3 separate regions of the Homo sapiens genome follow, and regions 2 and 3 are each linked to region 1. Evidence: chromatin loops called from intact Hi-C (ENCODE). Cell type or tissue: B cell. All regions are shown on one strand. Region 1 has its middle 34 kb from the start of TMEM50B. Region 2 overlaps LOC105377136 (a long non-coding RNA gene). Region 3 overlaps SYNJ1 (synaptojanin 1).

What was found. Hi-C counts contacts between places; a loop is a spot of excess contacts. Peaks named below come from ENCODE experiments on the same cell type or tissue, not always from the same donor. Only the 100,000 strongest peaks of a DNase experiment are listed, where the experiment ranks them.
Region 2: a loop joins it to region 1, with 29 times the contacts of the local background. A loop is called at or near these places in 4 of 110 quality-filtered maps.
Region 3: it touches region 1 in a loop (7-fold over the local background); 3 of 110 quality-filtered maps call a loop at or near these places.

The regions. Positions count from the first base shown.
Region 1 is chr21:33,443,312-33,448,311 of GRCh38, forward strand. It overlaps a transcript of TMEM50B not described here. Among named protein-coding and RNA genes, the nearest start is that of TMEM50B, 34 kb to the right of the region's middle. In B cell, CTCF peaks have their summits at 2,143 (motif pointing left) and 2,344; a DNase peak (open chromatin) is centred at 2,130; H3K27ac peaks cover 1,830 bases.
Region 2 is chr21:32,919,373-32,924,372 of GRCh38, forward strand. All of the region lies in intron 4 of LOC105377136 (a long non-coding RNA gene), which reads left to right. Among named protein-coding and RNA genes, the nearest start is that of LINC01690, 37 kb to the right of the region's middle. RefSeq lists an enhancer at 1-435. In B cell, CTCF peaks have their summits at 2,456 (motif pointing right) and 2,661; a DNase peak (open chromatin) is centred at 2,499.
Region 3 is chr21:32,651,237-32,656,236 of GRCh38, forward strand. It overlaps SYNJ1 (synaptojanin 1), which reads right to left. Exons shown (of 33, transcript NM_203446.3): 22 at 2,052-2,130. Among named protein-coding and RNA genes, the nearest start is that of CFAP298-TCP10L, 41 kb to the left of the region's middle. In B cell, CTCF peaks have their summits at 2,274 (motif pointing right) and 2,481; a DNase peak (open chromatin) is centred at 2,305.

The DNA of each region.
Region 1 (5,000 bases):
TGTCCTCCAGATCCAGACACTTCTCAAGTGGCCAGCCCCATGCTAACTACTAAAATAGTGGAGCACCAGTAGTCGGGGCTGTGGGTACATTCCTGTAGGCTGTGCACCGCACAACCCCACAGGTGCTGTTGACCTAAACAGAACACAAAGGCACACAGCAACTGCTAGTAGTCCTGATACGTAAGCCACTCAAGTTCCAAATGCCTAGTCACAGAAGACAAAGACTGAAGAACCATTCCAAATATTAGAGACACTGCAGGGATATGACGACTAAATGCAACGTGTGACCATGGGCAGGATCCTGCCACAGAAAAATAGTATTTTTCTTTACTATAAAGTACATTACAGGGGTAATCTGAAGAATTTGAATAAGGCACAAAGTACTGTATCAATGTTAATTTTCTGACTTTGGCATCGTATCGCAGTGATGTTTGGGGGGAAATATACACAGGATTCAAGGGTAAGTAAACAGGCGTCACATCTGCAGCATGCTGCCAAACATTTAAAATAACAGACCAAAGCAAATGTAGTAAAATGTTAACTTCTGGGAATCTGAAAGGTTATACAGGAATTCTTTGTGGTTTTTTTTTGTTTGTTTGTTTGTTTTTTTACAGAGTTTCGCTCTGTCGCCCAGGCTGGAGTGCAATGGCGGGGTCTTGGCTCACTGCAACTTCCGCCTCCTGGGTTCAAGCGATTCTCCTGCCTCAGCCTCCCAAGTAGCTGGGATTATAGGCACCTGCCACTACGCCTGGCTAATTTTTGTATTTTTAGTAGAGATGGGATTTCACCATGTTGGCCAAGCTGGTCTTGAACTCCTGACCTCCGGTGATCCGCCCACCTTGGCCTCCCAAAGCACTGAGATATAGGCGTGAGCACCATGCCTGGCCTCTTTGTGCTATTTTTATAACTCTCCTGGTAAGTCTGATGTAATTTCAACATAAAAAGTTAATCTCAGGCTGGGCGCAGTGGCTCACGCCTGTAATCCTAGCACTTTGGGAAGTTGAGGTGAGCAGACCGCTTGAGCTCAGGAGCTCCAGACCAATCTGGGCAACATGGTGAAACCGTGTCTCTACAAAAAATACAATTAGCCAGGCATGGTGGCGTGCGTCTGTAGTCCAAGCTACTCAGGAGACTGAGGAGAGAGGATCTCTTGAGCCTAGGAGGCAGAGGTTGCAGTGAGCCGAGCTCACACCACTGCACTCCAGCCTGGGTGACAGAGCCAGACCCTGTCTCAAAAAAAAAAAAGGTTAATTTCTAAACTCACAACTTCCATGGTGGGAGGGAAGTACACTGATCACACTGAATAATGTTTTTGGCACCAGGAGTAGAAACTGTTGGAGCACAGACCTGTACTATAGTCCCAGCTACTCGGGAGGCTGAGGCTGGAGGGTCACTTGAGCTCAAGAGTTCCAGGTCGAAGTGTGCAATGTTCATGCCTGTGAAAGCCACTGTACTCCAGCCTGGGTAAAATAGTGAGACTCCATCTCTTTACAAAAAAAAAAAAAAAAAGAAAGAAAAAGAAACAAAAGAAACTGCTGGCTGGGTGCAGTGGTTCATACCTGTAATCCCAGCACTTTAGGAGGCTGAGGTAGGCAGATCCTTTGAGCCCAGGAGTTCGAGACCAGCCTGGGTAACATGGTGAAACCCCATCTCTACAAAACATTAACAATTAGCCAGGATGTAGTGGCATGCACCTGAGCTACTTGGAAGGCTGAGGTGGGAGGATCGCTTGAGCCTGGGAGGTGGAGGGTGACAGAGTGAGACCCAGTCTCAAAAAAAAAAAAAAAAAACCAGAAACTGCTGCTGGAAAAGAGCACAATTTACATCCTTTTTGGAGAGCTCTCTGGTTTTATGTCTAGACCTCTGGGGTGGGGAAGAGGTCAACATGCTCCCCAAATCAAAGACCCAGCACTCTCTACACTGGCATAATCCATGAGGGTCTAGGCAGCCTGTCCTGCCATACTTACTCAAAGAAATTTAAAATATCCTATCTGCCACAGCTGAAAGAATTGAAGAGGCATTTACTGCTATCCAAAACCCTAAGTAAAATTACTTAAGCTGTGATAAAAGTGCTACAAAAAAATGCTCTGGCAGGCTCTAAACTTGGAAGTCTTGTTTTTCTTAGCATGGCATGCCACCTTGTGGCAAAAAGCTAAAAAGTCATCAGATGAGAAAGGAAACATCCCTTCAAAAGTCATCATAAGAAATGCCGGGCACGGCGCCTGTAATTCCCTGCACTTTGGGAGGCCAAGGCTGGCGGATCGCTTGAGGTTAGAAGTTCGAGACCAGCCTGGCCAACATGGCAAAACCCCATCTCTACTAAAAATACAAAAACAATTAGCCAGGCGTGGTGGCATGTGCCTACAATCCCAGTTACTTGGGAGGCCAAGGCACGAGAATGGCTTGAACCCAGGAGGCTGAGGCTGCAGTGAGCCACTGCACTCCAGCCTGGATGACAGAGTGAGACTCTGTCTCAAAAAAAAAAGGAAAAAAAAAGCCTACTTGTGTGAATCACTTATTATTTCCAGGAACTTTGTTAAGCATTTCCTCAGATTAATTCTCAAACATACTTACAGACAGGGAAACAGTCTTGCAGTCAAATAGCTAATAAATGGCAGTGCCAGAATAAGGGAATAAGGGAGAAGTAAACCAACCTAAACTTAAATCCATAGGCCTCCGAGAATCCCAGCGCCCAAACCACAACTGTCTAGTAACAACGCAATTGGAAGAATTCTTCCTACTGTGCCCTCCTGCCACCATTTTTATTCCCCATAATCAGGCTGGCCACAGGCTTTTCCCAAAGCCAGCCATGCCCACACCTAAACATTTTCCTCTCCTTTTGTTAATTCCCTGTGTTCTATCTATTCTAAAGCCACCATAGCAGCACTTTCCCCAAATTACATTTTTCTTTTATTTTTTTTATTTTTTATTTTTTATTTTTTTTTGAGACAGTCTTGCTCTGTTGCCCACACTGGAGTACAGTGGCTTGATCTGAGCTCACTGCAGCCTCTGCCTCCTGGGCTCAAGCAATTCTCCTGCCTCAGCATCCCAAGTAGCTGGGATTACAGGCATGTACCACCATACTTGGCTAATTTTTTGTATTTTTAGTAGAGATGGGTTTCACTATGTTGGCCAGGCTGATCTCGAACTCCTGACCTCAAGTAATCTGCCCGCCTCGGACTCCCAAAGTACTGGGAGTACAGGCGAGAGCCGCTGTGCCTGGCCCCAAATTACATTTTTCAACATGTTCCAGGAGATAAATTTCCAAGTCTCAGTAATAGAAAACACCATATAATTGACACCCTCCTCCTAAAGACATACAATACACACACACACACACACACAAAAAAAAAAAAAAAAAAAAAAACCTCTAAGAAAGAAAAGAACTTTACAGAATTTTAAAAAGGTGTTTTGGAGCCTAGTGTGGTGATTTGCACCTCTAGTCCCAGCTACTCAGGAGGCTGAGGCAGGAGGATCACTTGAGCTCAGGAATTCAAGACCAGCCTGGGCAACATAGCAAGACCCCTCTCTAAAAAAGACTAAGCAAGAAGGCGGGGCGCAGTGCTCACGCCTGTAATCCCAACACTTTGGGAGGCCGAGGCGGGTGGATCACCTGGGGTCAGGAATTTGAGACCAGCTTGGCCAATATGGTGAAACCATGTCTCTACTAAAAATACAAAAATTAGCCGGGTAGGATGGTACCCACCTGTAACCCCAGCTACTCGGGAGGCTGAGGCACGAGAACCATTTGAACCTGGGAGACAGAGGTTGCAGTGAGCTGAGATTGCACCACTACACTCCAGCCTGGGTGACAAGAGCAAAACTCCATCTGAAAAAAAAAAAAAAAATCAAGAAATAAAGAAAGAAAAAACATGTTTAGACCTAGTTCAGCCCAGGGTTTCCCAAGCTTCTTTGACACACACACCTTTTCTCAGGTACACCTTCAGGGCCACCAGTGTTCTAAAAGCAACTTGGGAAAGGTGCAACTAAATCTAAAAAGGAGAGCTGAGTGTGGTGGTGCACACCTATAGTAGACTGAGGGGAGGACTGCTTGAGCCAAGGAGTTCAAGGCAGTAGTGAGCTATAATCACACCACGGCGTTCCAGCCTGGGCAAGAGTAAGACACTGTAAAAAGGACTCCATAAAAAAGAACAATGAAAACAAAGACTCCTGAGTTGATGTTGTGACTGAAAACCCTTCCACTGGGGAAAAATGTAGAGATCATGAGTTCAATGCACCCATGTCAAACCCTCTGGGGGCTCTTGCTCAAGGGGCCAAATTATATGGTTTGATATCATCAATCTTTCAGTCTTCCAATTTCATTATGTTGATGCAAATCAATGTCAAGTCAACGTCTTGTGTATAGAAATACACACACACACACACACACACACACACACACACACACATATATATATATACTGGAAAAATACAGCCTCTGGGTTTTTACTCAGTGGCAACAGCACAAGGAATACAAGGATCTTAGAGCAATAAAATGGAATACTCTGATAATATTGGTCCACACACAAAAAACACTCAGATTCAATGACCACTGAATCTATGTGACAGCTTGAGAACCTTAGTAAGGGAATCACATGCATTTGTAGATGATTACCAAAGATTCTGCCCTAACTCATAATATTTCTAAGAGTGGATACTAACATTATCTCTTTTATGTTTTTATTTATTTTTTATTTTCTAGACGGAGTCTCGCTTTGTCACCCAAGCTGGAGTGCAGTTGCACGATCTTGGCTCACTGCAACCTCTGCCTCCCGGGTTCAAGCAATTCTCCCTGCCTCAGCCTCCCGAGTAGCTGGGATTACAGGGGTGCACCACCACGCCTGGCTAATTTGTTGTATTTTTAGTACAGACCGGGTTTCAGTATGTTGGCCAGGCTGGTCTCGAACTCCTGACCTCATGATCTGCCCGCCTCGGCCTCCCAAAGTGCTGGGATTACAGGCGTGAGCCCCCACGCCTGACCACATTATCTCTTTTTTTAA
Region 2 (5,000 bases), 520 kb before region 1:
ATGAAAATCATTATTTAATGGGATCATTATTTACATTTGATTGGCATCCTCTTTTTATAAGCCCACAGGTTTGAACCATTTCTCTGCTCTGGTACCCAGGCAGTAGAAGGGCACAGTGGAACGGAAGGAGCGTGTAGCCAAATTTCTTAGGTGAAGATTCTGCTTGTCATTATTTTAAGAGAAGGGACTTCCAGCAGCTGCTAGAGGTTTCTCTCATTTTCAAGTAAGGCGCTTCCTGAATAATAAAAAATCAAACCTCCGCCAGGCATGGCTCTGACATTGGAGACATATATTGCTAAACTAATAGGCTGGCTGGCCATTAGGAGATCACGACCTCGGCTCTTATCTTTTGTCAAGTTAACAGCTGACACCTCCTCTGCATGTAGACTTTCTTCTAGGCCTAAGGTAGATGCTGCTCCTCTAGCTAAGCTGGTGAGCTGAAGGCAGGCAGGAAACCAGTGCAGTTGGGCTTAAGGAGCTGACGCAGAGTCCCTCGGAAGCATGGTTCTTTCCATATTGGTTGAACTTTCTCTGCACAAATCTATGGTCCAAATCTATGAGTGAGGCAGATAAGGCTCTCACCTGAGTGACCCTGAGCAGGTCCCCTTAATCCCTGGCTCTGTTTCCTTATTCATATTTATTTTATTTTTAGAGACAGAGTCTCTCTCTGTTGCCCAGGCAGGAGTGCTGTGGTGTGATCATGGCTCACTGTAACTTCAAACTCCTGGGCTCATGTGATCCTTTGGCCTCAGCCACTGGTGTAGCTGGGACCACAGGCATGTGCTGCCATGGCTGGTTAATTTTCAGAATTTTTTTTGTAGAGATGGGGTCTCGCTATGTTGCCCAGGCTGGTCTTGAACTTTTGGGCTCATGTGATCCTCCTGCCTCTGCCTCCCACAGTGTTGGGATTACAGGCGTGAGCCACTGCACTCAGCTCTTTATTTATAAAATGTGATTGGACTGGGATTTCGCCTTGCCTTTTCCATTCTAGAAAGGACTTCAGCACAAAATAAGAGTAAAATCCTCATGGAATTTGCCATCTGGTTGAAAAGAAAAACTAGTGGCTGAAAATAGTCACGAAGAATTCAAGAACACAGTATAGTGTGTTACCTAGAATTATAAGAAGAATTTAAAAAAGGGAGACATTGGGGATTTGTAAGGGCTCCAGGCCAATTCCCTGAAATCAGCTGGGCCTGAGTGGGTGGAGCAGACGCAGGGAGAGGGCGGAGCTTCTGCCGACCTTGCAGAGTGAGTAGGATGGAAGGGCAGGAGGAGGTCCAAGCGACAAAGGCAGGCATGAGCATGGGGCCTGCATGCGTCTGGGTGTATGTGGACAGTGGGATGGGAGCTACCTGTGATCAGACCTGCTACATGGAGGCAAGCTGGGGGGTGCAAAGCCAGAGGAGACAGATGTGCAGGGGCAGAGGCAAGAGACATTTGGTGAGTGCAGAGGCCACAGCAATCTGGCTTTTTATCTCAGTGACTCTAAGGTCTGTCTTCAGGCTGATGGATGTGACAGCATGCCATCACTCGACAGATATTTACTGAGGTTCCCTCTTTGCTTGAGGAACTGTGGGGAATACAAAAATCAGAATATTCTGGACCTGCCCTCAGGGAGTTTATAATCGAGTCATTCCTTCAACTAATATTTCTTCAAGGACCTCTCTTTGCCAGGCTCTGCTAAGAATAATGGCAAATAATGGTTTCTTGGTCCCAGCCCTCGTGAGTTTATGGTCAAAGAGAAGAGACAGGCATATTATTTGACTAACTCCATTTCAAGTCAGACTGTGATGAATGTTGTGGCCAAGGTGGGAACAGAGACTTGTAGGAACACAGATAAGGGTGTGCTTAAGTCTGTCTGTGAGAATCACAGAAACTTCCAGGCACCTTCAAGGGCTCTAGAGCAGCACTGTCCAGTAGAACTTGCTGGAATGACAGGAATGTTCTTTACCTGCATTGTCCAGTGTGGTAGCCACATATGGCTGTTGAGCACTTGAGATGTGGCTAGAGTGACTGAGAAGCTGAATTCCTCATTTTAATCCATTGGAATTTAAATAGTCACATGTGATTAGTGGCCACCATATTGGATAGTGCAGCTGTAAAATGGTTAATAAAATGGTAGTGCAGATGACATGACTGGTGGTGCGATTTATGTGGAATGACATGTCTTCTTCCTTACAAAGGGCACTTTCCTTCTGTGCAAGGGTAGCAACATCCTAGAAGCCAGAGAAATAGCTGTTCCTTCAGTAATGCTATATCCCTTTGACCAACATCTCACTATCTTCATAGGCCACACACAGTGGGTGTATTGATTGATGCTGGCATAGACACACTGATAGGTAAAAAATGAAAAAGAATTTTAGATATAGAACGTCTTTTCTCCTCTTCTCTTCTAGTCTGAGTTCAAATCTCTCCTCTTCTGGCAATGTTTGGTCTTCCCTGGACCATCTTGGAGAGCTGAGAACCCTAAAAGCAGCACCAGCCTGCCCACCAGGGGGCAGCGCACGCACCATGAGGTTGTTCACTGGGCTTATCAAGATCTATCTGGCTAGGGTTGTTTTCCAAGGATTGGGAAGAATCGCTTCGGTCCTTCTTTGGAATTTGCTCTGAAGTCTTCTTCCCTTCATTGCTCCTGTTAGATGCTCCACAACAAGTGAAGAAATGAGGAAATAGATTTCTCTTCCCACATTAAAGCAAAGTTAATAAAATGGTCATGGGCACTGGAGAAGTCTTTGGCTTTGGTTTTGTTTATGCGATCATTTTTATGATAAAGATAGGAAAGGAAGAGTCCCAAAGCCAAGGCCATTGAGAGGAGATGAGTGGGGATTTCCACTCAAGGATGGCGAGTTGAATGCAGGGGTTAGCCTCCAGTCCCTCCTGAAACCCCACTAAAGCAACAACAGGGGAGGTATTTTGGAAGACATATAAACCTACGGAATGAAGAGAACAGAAGCAATGATAATAGCAATAAAATCTGAAAGTTTGGAAAGCAAATGTAAGTTTGGTAACTGTGATGGTGAATATTAGGTGTCAACTTGATGGGATTGAGGGTGGCTGGTAAGGTATTGTTTCTGGATGTGTCTGTGAGGGTATTGCCAGAGGAAATTGACATTGAAGTTGGTGGGCTGGGAGAGGAAAACCCACCCTTTATGTGGGTGGGCACCATCCAATCAGCTGCCAGCAAGGCTAGAGCAGAGCAGACGCAGAAGGAGAAGGTGCAATGAGCTGGCTTGCTGAAGCTTCTGGCCCTCCTTCTTCTTCCCATGCCAGACACTTGCTTCTGCTCCTCCTGCCCTTGGATATCAGACTCCAGGTTCTTTGGCCTTTGGACTCTGGGACTTGCATCAACAGTTTCCCTGAGGGTTCTCAGGCCTTTGGCTTAAAGGTTGCAATGTTGGCTTCCCTGGCTTTGAGGTTTTCGGACTTGAAGTGAGCCACTACCAGCTTCTCACTTTCCCCAGCTTGCAGATGGCCTATTGTGGGACTTTGCCTTGTAATCATGTGAGCCAATTCTCCCTAATAAACTCCCTTTTATATATACATGCATCCTATTGGTTCTGACCTCTGGAGAACCTGGACTAATACAGTAACTGATGCAACAGGGCTGAGAAAGCGGAACCATAAGCAGCCAGTGGGGCAAGCTAAAGTCAACCCAGTTGCTCATAAACTGGTGACACCAGAGACCTATGGAAGTGGGAATCAAGGTGGATCTACAAGCAGAAGGACAGATTAAACATCCTTCAGGTCCTTTTAAGAAGTAGTTAGATCTCCAGCCTTCCTCGCTTATTCTTCGATGTCAGGCGAGAGAAATGTTCGCATTCCAAACGTTGAGATCACTGGTCATTTTCCTGATCATGTTTCCAGAATAATGGTAATAAGGACTATAGCTTCCATGGGAGAGCCGTGAAGCCTTCACTGCAGCTCTTCCAATAGTATGAGAGGAAAGAGTCATACATACTGCCATCCAAGATTCCCCAGGGAAACGGCCCAAGCAGGTCACTGTGCTGAAGCCCAGACAAGCCCCATGTAAATGCACAGAGCTTACCATCAGCTGTTAGTGACCCATTATTCAATACGGGGAGATAGTTAAAGACCATTTGGTATTTGAGAACAGCCTCTAAGGCAGAACCAGAGAAAGGTGGAAAGTAACTCAGAGCTAACATAAGTTATAGAAGCTATGAAGGGAGAAGAAATGTTTAAAAATTATTAATCATTACTATTCTAAGAATAAGCTATTGCATCCATGGAATAAGAATAAGATACTAATTTTATTTTTAATTGACAAATGATAATTGTATTTATTTTATGAGCTACAAGGTGATGTTTCAGTACATGTATACATTGTGAAGTGATCAGTTCAAGCTAATTAACATATTCATCACCTCAAATAGTTATCATTTCTTTGTGGTGAGAACATTTAAAATCTACTCTGTTTCCTATTCTTAAATATAATGTATATTAACTATAGTCACCATGCTATGCAACAGATAACCAGAACCTATTTCTCCTGTCTTTGTACCCTTTGACCAGTATCTCCCCTTTCTCCATTCTCCTTTTCTCCCCTGCCCCAGCATCTGACAATCGCCATTCTTCTCCCTGTTTTCATGAATTTGACTTTTTAAGATTCAACATATAAATAAGATCATGTGGTGTTTCTGCTCCAAACCAGTTCTCTCGAACTTAGCCAAATGTCCTCCAGGTTCATCTATGTTGTAGTAAATGACAGATGTCCCCTTCTTTTTTTTAAGGCTGAGTAGTATTGCATTTGTGTGTGCGTGTGTGTGTATAAAATATTTTTTATATCAGGCACTTTGGTTGTTTCCATATCTTGGCTATTGTGAAGAATGCTGCAGTGAACATGGAAGTGCAGACATCTCTTTAACATACTGACTTCAGTTCCTTTGGATATATACCCAGAAGTGGGGTTGCTGGATCATATGATAATTCTATTTTTAGTTTTTTCAGGAACCTCCATACTGTTTTCCATAATAACTGTACTA
Region 3 (5,000 bases), 790 kb before region 1:
AACAAGATGTGAATATTTTTGGTATTTGCAAATGAACTGTGTAGCTGTGATCAATATGCTGTGCTGACAGTTGGCACCTTTGTGGGTACAGATCTTCCTTGGCTCAAAGTGTTACTGATATTAGAATTCCTTGAAGGCATAATAATGGAGAGGTTGAAAGTTGCTGAACTGAGTGGCACAGCTGTGTTTATTAGTAATTTAGCATCCACACTGAGCTTTAAAGTCAGAATCCTAAGAATTCATAATCCTTTACTTGCCAAGTAGATATGAGTACTAAAATCAATCCAATTTCAGAACTTAACACGCTTTACAAGTCATATATTACTTTTCAAAGTCAACAAAATTCTTTTATATTCATCAAAAAATACTAACAAGCATTCTTAAATACCTATCACCATAATGGCCAATTAAGATGTAATTCCTTAGGACTATCCCCTTGGTAGAGACCAGGGCCAAATGAAAAGGAAGAAATTTAGAAGACCAAAAAAATATTCAAAAAGATACATAGAGGTTCACTGGAATATTGGCTTTAATAATTAAGAATAGGAAATAATCTAGATGTCTATAGGAGTTTGGTTTAATAAATGTATATATTTATTCACAAAATGAAATTAATGAAGCCATTAAAAATGACATATTTGTTTAAGATGTCCCTGACACAGTCATAAGAGGTAGTAAGAAAATAGCTTTATAACACGGTTTCAATTTGTGTTTGCGTATATGCATATCCCATTTGTGTTAATGTGTTTGTGTGTATATAAAATCCCATTTGTATTTACATATGTATATGCTAATATTAAGGTTAAGAGAAATTACTTCAGAATGGTAGCATTATGTGAGTGGTCTTATTTTTAATTCTTTTCCATGTTTCCTGATACATGATTTTACATGAGTATACTAGTATTACATTTAGGAAAACAAACAAAACTCTACAAAACCTATTTCAAAAGCAATACACACAAAGAATTTTTTTTTTTTTTTTGAGACAGAGTCTCGCTCTGTTGCCCAGGCTGGAGTGCACTGGTGCAATCTCGGCTCGCTGCAACCTCTGCCACCCAGGTTCAAGTGATTCTGCTGCCTCAGTCTCCCAAGCAGCTGGGATTACAGGCGCCCACCACCACGCCTGGCTACTTCTTGTATTTTTAGTAGAGACAGGTTTTTGCCATGTTGGCCAGGCTGGTCTCAAACTCCTGACCTCAGGTGATCCACCTGTCTCGGCCTCCCAAAGTGCTGGGATTACAGGCGTGAGCCACCGCACCCAGCCTAATACATACAAAGAATTTTTTTTCTCCAAAGAAGTTGATGTGACAGAAGAAGCAGCTCAGGACAGTGCTCACAGAGTTGCTCAGTGCTGCAGGAATCAGGCCTAGAGTACAATCCATCTTGTGCACTGACTATATACTTAGAAATTTAGGATTTGGGTCTAAAGGAGTTCAGAAAAAAATGACAGATGAAGCACTTCAGAGAAGTAAAACTATTCCAGGCCAACAATGTAAGTTTCCGTCATCAATGACTTTTCAAATCACAGGTTAGGAATATCTCCATTTGTTAAAAATTTCTAAAATACTTCAATGGGATGGATCTGTTATCTCTGGAAATTAATTTAGTTATGTTTGAAGAAGATAACTAGGTAAGCCAAGCCAATGAAACAAATTCCTAGGAATAATGAGCACCTCTCTCCCTTGTTTTCTGGTACATAATGCATTTTCTTCACTTGATAGAATGTTTTTCTACTATACAGATAAGCCAGACTACCCCCAATTAAAACTTTAAAACTTTTTGCATCATAAAATGTAATAAATCAAATTAGGTGCTAAACATGTTTCCTTCTTAGTCTATATCAACAGTTAATATCTCTGGGGAGGGGCCAAAATAAGCCTAGGCTAGTCAGAAATCCAGTCTAAATAAAAAACATTAAATAACTCCTCGAACATACCATAAGGTCTTTTCCCCTCCCATTTAGATAATCTTGCTGCATGTCTATAAAAATATCATACCATCTTCAGACATTTAATTTCAGAATGGTTTAGAATCAACAAATGCTACCTTACCTCTTTACCATTTAGGCTCAGAACATTCAAGGCAGAGCTTCCCTCCAAAAATGTAACCCACATTTTATCTTCTACAAATCTTTAAGAAAAACAATAAAAAACCATAATTAATACCATAGACATAACAAGCTCAGTGACTACTCCCATGATTATTGATCATTAACAAGGGCCACAAGAGGCCAGGAAGTAAAAAGTAAAGGAGGGAGCGCAGGTAGGGCTGGTGGTGACCTGGAGAGGGCACTCTTCCCCTAAAAACACTCTAACTCCAATTTCAAATACTATGTTAATGGAACAGCCACAAGAAATGAGTCTGTGCACCTCCATTTGTGATCACTGCTAATCCAGTCCCATCCAATCCTCCATTTCATTGACAAGGCAAAAAGGGACAGAGGTTAAGTGACTTGTTCAAAGTGACTCTATAAGGAGAATATGTTACAGGGCTGGGATCCAAGTCTCCGGACCCCACAACCCAGTACTATGTATTTTCACTGTCTCAGTGACTTCCCTGAAGAAAATTTCCTATGATCAAAAAAGATGAGAGTTGCCAGTGAAAGAAAACAAAACCAGACTGGCCCCAAGAAGCCTTAGATAAGTTATGCTCCTTGTCTTTCATCATTGACAAACATTTACTCTTTTGGGACTTCAATGGTCTTTGATAGGATTCCAAGTTTTTACTTTTGAAATAAAAAAACTATCAAGAGGAAAAAAAAAATAAAAAGGACAGAAGAAGTTCTGAAGAGGGTCGCAGGTATGTAATGAAGTTATTATTCAAAAAAGAACAAATTATGATGTTATCAGTCTTATTACAGAAAATTTGGCGAGTTAAACCACAAGTTCAGAAATCTTTACAGATTTTTCCACAATGAGAGGAAAACATGTACACACAAACACACACACACACACAGAGTATCACTCTCCCCCTAACCCCCTACTTAAACTAGGATTCCAAAGTATGAATTATGAATATTAAGAGGAAAAGGCCAAAACAAAAGTGTGCATAAGTACTTCACCCTGGTAAAATCAAGGGCCTGGAGGGAACCGATTTCTACAATCCCACAGATATGACCAAGGCAACTGACTCAATTTCTTTGGCATAAAACTAAATTGCAGGATGCTATCCTTTGAAATACACAGGGAGACCATTCTTACCTAACTACACGAAGGTATCTTTTTCAGATTGTTGGCAATGGAGACTATCCCTCCTCCAAAGGTTATAATCACCACTGTAAGCATACATTTATGCTGCACCAGTCCCCTAAGACCCCAAACATTATTTGTTCTTTGATAGGTACCAACACTTTTGTGGTCCTGGGTTAGGGCTAATATCTTTGTCCTTATTCTCAATCAGCAATGTGCCCCTTACACATTTCTAACTTTAACAAGGGATTCTGGTTCTTATATCTATTGATTTATGTAAGTTCTTTTGGAAGCTATATTTTCTTCCTGCTTTCACTCACTACAGTAAAAGCTTCTAGACTCTTCCTTCAATTAATGTAAGCATCTATATGTATTTAAATTTATCCCATACACATTTCCAGGGAACCTCTTATTTAAAAATAAAGGGGTTCACAGGGTTTACTCACTCCTTAATGGCTGTCTTAATCTAGACTAAAAGGTAATAATCAGTTTCTTCTCACTACTTATAGAGATCCTCTCCTTGTTGACTTTCAGTGTTTGCTTTTTCTCTTCCAACTTAGTCATCTTGGGGTTTAACAACCAATATTCCAGGTTGGAGACACCCCATGGTTTTATAATGTTAGGTTAATGCCTTAGTTTCTTACCAATACTTTTCCTAATGATGACAAACATTTGTGGGAAACCTTCTGGCTTCAATTTAACAAGTTCTTTAGAGGTTGGGTTATAAAGACAGGTCCCTTTCCTGTATCAGAGTCTTTCATCCCTTATACAGTTTGGATTCTTTGTAGCTCAGTGCAGTATTTTACATTTGCTCAGGAAGACATTTATCTGCTACTCTGCTGCCCACTCACACAGTCTACATGATGCTTCTGGTGGTTTGGCATTTCTGTACTTGGCAAAGTATACTGTCATCTGTACACTTGCAGATTTCACTGTGTACTTTCAAGAACCTTAAGATTTTTGAAATGTTTTGTTTTGTTTAATTTGAAAGCTTTGGGATAGACCTTTGTCAAAAGATTTGAGGAAAGTCTAAACACAATTTCTTCTCCATTTGTTCATTTACTCTCTGAAAGGACTTGAGGTGTCTTTGATTTTCACTCTGTAGAAGCCATACCATCTTAATTCTGTGGACTACGCCCTTTAGGATCTGGGGGTGTCATTACACACATGCTGACTTTCCCTACTAGATTACAAGCAGGAGTTGTATCTTCCATTTCTCCTCTGCTCTTCTACAGCAACTAGTATAGAGATCTGCCCACCAAATATCTATCAAACATACCTAACTAAGCAAATGAATGGTATTTAAAGGGATTTAATGGTACCTCTTTCCCTATGAAATCCAAACACATGCACACATGCACATCATTCAGTCTCTCAAAACTGCTGTATAGTTGGAAGAGAACATTTTTAAAACAAGGAAACAGGCATCTGGTTCTGCAAAAGGCAGATGGCTAGATCAATGAGGGAAACCAAGACTAGAAGGAATGACTCTTGACTAGTCATCACATCTCTGTTAGAAATTAAACATACTTAAAATTACTCAAATTTCTTTAACTGAGGCAGGGAGGGAGTCATTCTTATCTCTCCTTAAAAAAAAATAGCAATCACAGCTTCATTTTGTTATAGGGTTTTGTTACATGTTCTATTGTATAGGAATCGTGAGAGTTCATATCTGAACTTGCACCTATTTTTGTTTTCAATTGTTCACATAAAGTTTCACTGTTTAGCTGGGTATGGTGGCTCACGCCTGTAATCCCAGCACTTTGTGGGGCTGAGCTGGGCAGATCGCTTAAGGCCAGGGGTTTGAGACCA